2 separate regions of the Homo sapiens genome follow, and region 1 is linked to region 2. A link is a loop called in an ENCODE intact Hi-C map of the cell type or tissue named here. Cell type or tissue: ovary. All regions are shown on one strand. Links, peaks and the distances in the headings refer to the core of each region. The heading gives the core; the rest is flanking DNA.

Region 1 (2,921 bases), core at 310-2,809, 53 kb after region 2:
AATATTACTACATTTGTAAGACGTTTAGCATACTCTGCTGTGCTTTGTTAAGGTGAAATGTCTCACCCTGGGTAGTCATGTCTCTGCTCCTCACAATGAGAACTTGGCTTAGTCACTTCACTTCTCCTGGCCTTAGGTTCCAAATGTTTAAAATGGGAGGTTAGACTAAATTAAAGAATATAAACTGAAGCCCCTAAGGCCCAAAGAATAAACTGTATTTGGCTAGAATTTTCTCTTAAATTGAAAGTGACCATCTTTAAGGGGTACATGCTCTTCCCTGCTCACCCCGTTAGCCCTGATTTCAGCTGTCTACCATAGGCCCACTTCTTGAGTGACCTGGCACCTGGAGGCATTTAAGTTGGAGATCACTGACACTGATCACAACCAATGGCTAAACCTGAGGTCCTACGGATTTACTATTCTTTGAATTTCACCTCCCTTCCTCCCTGCAATCCATCGTCATGCTTTACCTGGGATGTTTCTTGTGCAAAGGCAGCTCTGAGCCTTGACTCCTTGCCTCTCACTGTTACAGAAGCCCTCTGCTTGGCCTGGCTGCCAGAGGTGTCAGTGTTCCTATTGGCGTATGCCCCAAAATTGCTGATTTATATTTGTTTCTGCAAGGGAGACAGATAAAGCTTGTTTTAGGGTGTATAGTTAAGCCAATTTCAGAATCTCTTACACATGGAAATAGATTTATTTTCACTTAATCTGAAAGGCTTCCTTGTTTCTAATGCAGACATTAAGCAATTGCTGGAAGAGGAAAGACCTTTTATTCTGCTTCATGAGTTCATGCACCCCTACGCTGAATACCTTTCATTTCCTGCAGCAGGAATGCATTCAGTAATTTTACTGGCTTTGCAAATATCCTTCATCTGGCCGCTGGGAAACAGGTGCCAGGTGTTGTTCTATTACTATACTGCCTGACACACATAACAGGCACTCAAGCACTGCTGAATGGAGAAATGAACGGGAAAATTCTTTGCAGCAACTGGAGCCTACACTACCGGTTAAGTAACACTGAACCTCATTCAAGTTATTGTAATATATATCATTTTTAGAATTCCATACAGCTTATAAAGTCCTCACACATGTTCTCTAGAAATTATTTTTCATATTTTAAAGTCGAGGAAATGGAGCTTCCAGAGGTTAACTTCAAAGTCACACTGTGACATTTAATTTTCTGAGGCCTCAGGTTACCATTACCAAATTAAAAGCCAATATTAAAACATAGTTTTCGACAAAAAACATTTTTGAAGTTGTATAAGCTAAAGCTTTAGATACTAAAACAAACATTGCAGAAAAAAAATCATGTATCACAAAGAGGAAACAGTACTATTGCATCGCACTTGATAGTCTGCAAAGCATTTTCTCCATAATTCGATTCTGCCCAATGATGTCGTGCCATTGCAGTAAGACGGTCCCTTGCATCAGCTCCTGGTACTGCACCCTAGAGGACGAACAGCAACAAGAACTGACTGCCCCAACGTTTCTCTTTTCCAAAAGATAGGTTTGACTGGTGGTTGAGTGGAATTTCTTGCACACTCATGCCACCTACTGGTACTTTTCTGGTAGCAAAGCTTCCAGCTGATTTTTTTTTTTTTTTAATTAAAAACATTTTTTCAGTGTAAACTTTAGCAGGATCATTTGAATGTTTTACTCATTAGCCCATTTCTTAAAAATACCGTCCCCTCAAACTTTGAAACTCGCTTCCTGTTGCTGCCCTAAGGAGCCTTCTCTAACACAGAACCTGACTCACTTGAAAGGGACTGAAATATTTTATTCCTTTTGGCATATTGACAAGCTTCAGAAACGCCTCTGAACACCTTGCATTGGGCTGGGATCCTGGGGGAAGGGAGATGGGTTACGTGGGAAGAGATTACACTCGTGGAATTTTCTGGAGTTCACAGTAATGTCTCCACTTTGCCCAGTATTTCCTGGGAGGGCTCCAGGTAGAGTGGGATAGTTGAGAAGGTGGTGGCCAGCTCCTTCCATGGCAGTTTAACTGCTGGAAAAGAGGGAAATTCTAAGTGAATTCCAAGGAGTGGCGGAAGCCAACCTCCTCTCCTGGGTCGGGGGCATACCAGGGGATTTCTCAAACTGCACCAGTCCCTGAAAACCTCTGGTCTATCCTCAAGGACACAAATATCACCTGCAAAGCTGGGCTTTCAAATTAGCTTTGGATACAGGTTTTTAAAATTACTATATGGACTTTGTCTTTGTATTTTGCTTTAAATCCAGGAGGAAGAGATAACTTGTTCATCTGTAGGGCACATCAGAAGAAGTATATAAACCATTTATCTCACCACCTTAGGATTCTTTAAAAACTGGACGAACTTCATTCTAGCAGTAGTATGCAATAAGCTGAGACCAACACAGGAGAAAATGAGTCAGTTGCTGTTAGTGAAAGCTCTGGCAGGTTCTCAAAGTTAGCTTGTCTGCGGGGGGAAATGGTGGCTTTTTAATTACCATTGATATTATATTCAATGAGCTTTTTACCTTTTTTCTCTTCTGCTCCATGGTAGGAGAAAAATAGCAGCTTTGAAGATTTTTGAAAGCCATGTAAAATTATATTATAGAAGATTATGAAAAATTCCTTATAATGAAAAGTCAAGATAGTAACATTTAGTAAACTGCAGATTTCAAATCCTCATTTGCTGAAAGGTTTATCAGTACATGTTAAATCCAGAAAGGATTTAAAGAACTTTGAAAGCATTCTGGTCATTCTATAATTTAGAACAAATTAGGTTAAATTGTGAAGAGTTGTTCAGGATTACTGAAAAAAGTAATTACTCCAGATATATGCATACTGCTTATCAACAGGTTTTTATGTTCTATATTTCACTATGTTCTGACAAGATTTAAGACAAGGCTTGTTTTTACAATTCACACTTGAGAGAACTAAGATTCAGAGGTTAACTGAC
Region 2 (2,921 bases), core at 252-2,751:
AAGCTGCCTGGGTTTTGCAAGGACACACCACCATTCTTCAAGGTATTTAAATACCTCCAGGTGGGTCAGTCTGGTTATATTTGCCTTCACTTTGATGTTTCCACGAGCTGGGGCTTTTTTGTTTTTGTTGCTCTCCTGGAGTCCTGAATGGCCCTTACGAGGCATTCTTTCCAAGCTGACACATCAAAGCAACTCCTCCTGGTATCAAGAACTTTCTCCAACTGCGTGTCCTAGGGGCGAACACATCAGCACCAGAGGGATCTGAAAAACCAGTCTTGTCCACCTTTTGGAGCTACTCTCTCTTTTGAAGAGAGGACCTCCTAGGCCAAACCTAGATAACCAGGATTTCTGAATTCCTGAGCTTGGCCCTGACAATGTACGGACGAAATTACTCATTTCCAGGTGCCAAGAGGGCCGATCACCACAAGCAGACAACACCCGTCTCTACCACAGGCGTTTATTATCTTTTGTCTTTGGGTTATTTCAGATCACTGTGAAAGGAGGGAAGGTAGCAATGAAATCTTTTGGAAATTACACATATAATGCATGAATTAACCTCTCTTAGCTTCAATTTCCTTGCCAGCCAAGGAGGGGGCGGGGATAATAACACCCACCTTGCAGAGTTGGTGTGAAGAGTTACAAGAGATGATAGCAAACATCTGGTACGACACCTGCAGCCTGCATCAGTGCTCCTTAATCAGTAACTATTTTGACCGTGTAAAATGCATACAGTCATCTGAGCATTAAGACTTTGCAAATTCAGAGAGTGGTCCACAGACCAGCACCCTCGGCATCACCAGCCGCTTGTTAGAAAGGCAATTTTCTCAGCCATCCCAACCTGCTGAATCAGAACCTGCATTTTAATGGCATTCCCCAGGTGACCTAGTAACGCACTACAGTTTGAGAACCCTTGATTTAAGGGACAGGAATTTTACCTTTGAATTTGGCGGTGATGGCATTTCTCTTGGCAACAAACAGACAGTTAGTGAGTCCATCAATCAAGTTAAGGCAATATTTACCTAACACAGCGTGCTCCTGGGCCCGAGGCTCACCTTGCTCACCTGCTCTGCTCACCTGCCTCCCGCAGTCACCTGCTCAGTGGCCAAGACTCCGGGGAGATTGCAGGCTCCTTGTTTACCAGGCAAGCACAGATAAGGTTTCTCACAGCCCCACCTGAGCTCCTGTGCCAAGGTAAACTTGCTGTCCAGAATGGCTCCCTGACTGGAAAATGTGTCAGTCTATTTATTTCTCACTCCCACTGGAAAAAAGGTGGGGTGGGGGAGTGACTGGTCATGATGTCATTCTTTCCACGGAACTTCTCAAAGGCATTGCATTTCTCGGTGACTTCCAGGCGCTGCCTGTGTGTCTGCACAGTACGGAGCACAACTGGCCAAGAACGGAGTTTCTCTTCCTTCTCTCACCATGCTGCCCCTCCTCCACCTCCTGCTGGGCCTTTTATTCCCTGTGGGCCTTGCAGGCAGCCCTAAAAAGGAACCTGGAAGCCATGAGGTGTGGGAAAGTTTTCTTGACATTTCTCCCAGAGGTGAACTGCAGAGAAGTGGGAAAAAGGGTGAAGTGATCTTTCTAAAAGCCATACAAAGAATCAACGGCAGTTGCATTCATCAAAATTCTTGCTTACATTTCTCTGGAGAAAAGCTAAGATTTTCTCATTGGGTTTCTGTCCCCAGATTGATGGGAAATGCTAGCAGACAGCACTGGAGGAAATCTGGGCTCACCCAGAAATCTGGGCTTAATCAATGATTTCTGCCATTCATCCTTTTTACCAGGAGGCTCCTACAGCTCCACATTGCTTCCATCCCAAGTCAGAGGCACTTTCTGAAAACACAAAAGTTAATAAATTAAGAGAGGGGCCTTGCGCAGGCCAGTACAGAGAATTTTCGTGAACGAAGAGATAGAAAGCCAGTCCAATTTAAAAGTATTACAATGTTTTTGATAATATTTCAACATGTAGATAAAATCAGAGACTGATACAGTGAATAGGAGTGGACCCATTTTCCAGCTCTATTCTCCAGGGTAGACTTGTAGTAACAAACAACCCCCAAACCTCAGCGGCTGACAGCACTCATCTCCCTCCCATCCTCCCATCCTCCTAGGGTTGCCTGGGGGTGTCATGCTTGCTCAGGGACTGGGGAGGACAGAAGCTTTGTCTCTGGGCTGCCATGTTGGCCAAAGTTTTTGTGCATTGGCTCAAGAGGCCAGAAACACAAGTCAATTCCAGTCACATTTCATTGGCCAAGGCAAATCTCTAGGCTGCTCCTGATTCAAAATGGGTGAGGACATAGAATCCTACTATGGGCCTGGCAGGCAGAGAGCCAGAAATATTTGGTGGGTAGCGCTAATGATGGCCACATCAGCTTTAGCAAATATTAACACATTGCCTTATTTGCTTCATGTCTTTTTACTTCAAAGAAAGTAAATATCAGCGATACAATTGAGTTCCTCTCTGTACACCTCCCTCATCCCATTTTCTTCCCTCATTTCCCAGAGCTAAGCACTGTTTTGAGATCAGTGTTAATCATCTTCACATGTGTTTTTATACTTTTACTATTTTTACTACATTTTTTATGTATCACAGACATTGCAAAGGATTATTATGCCAGCTTTTAAATTTTATATAGTGTATAATCATATCTGTAGTATCACTATCTTCTGCAATATTCATTTCTCCCTTAGCATTACAATTGTGAGATTTTTATCTATGCTGACACATACTGTGTTGTATTCCATTGTATAACTCTAATACAATTTAATTATTCTCTTGTGGATGGACATTTAAGCTGTTTCCAGTACTGCAGTGAATATCTTAATACATGTCTTCTTGACTATATGCCTAGGAGTGGAATTTCTGGACATGATCATCTTCATTAGTTGTTGCCAAATTGCTCTCTGGAGTACTTGGA

Evidence for each region. A loop is a pair of places that touch in the nucleus more often than their neighbours do. Peaks named below come from ENCODE experiments on the same cell type or tissue, not always from the same donor. Only the 100,000 strongest peaks of a DNase experiment are listed, where the experiment ranks them.
Region 1: a loop joins it to region 2, with 2.8 times the contacts of the local background. A loop is called at or near these places in 45 of 110 quality-filtered maps.

What each region holds. Positions count from the first base shown.
Region 1 is chr2:30,163,777-30,166,697 of GRCh38, reverse strand. No RefSeq gene overlaps it. Among named protein-coding and RNA genes, the nearest start is that of YPEL5, 18 kb to the right of the region's middle. In ovary, for the core only: a CTCF peak has its summit at 1,537 (motif pointing left); no DNase peak of the experiment used is centred there.
Region 2 is chr2:30,216,247-30,219,167 of GRCh38, reverse strand. No RefSeq gene overlaps it. Among named protein-coding and RNA genes, the nearest start is that of LBH, 14 kb to the left of the region's middle. RefSeq lists an enhancer at 28-1,227. In ovary, for the core only: no CTCF peak of the experiment used is centred there; a DNase peak (open chromatin) is centred at 1,357.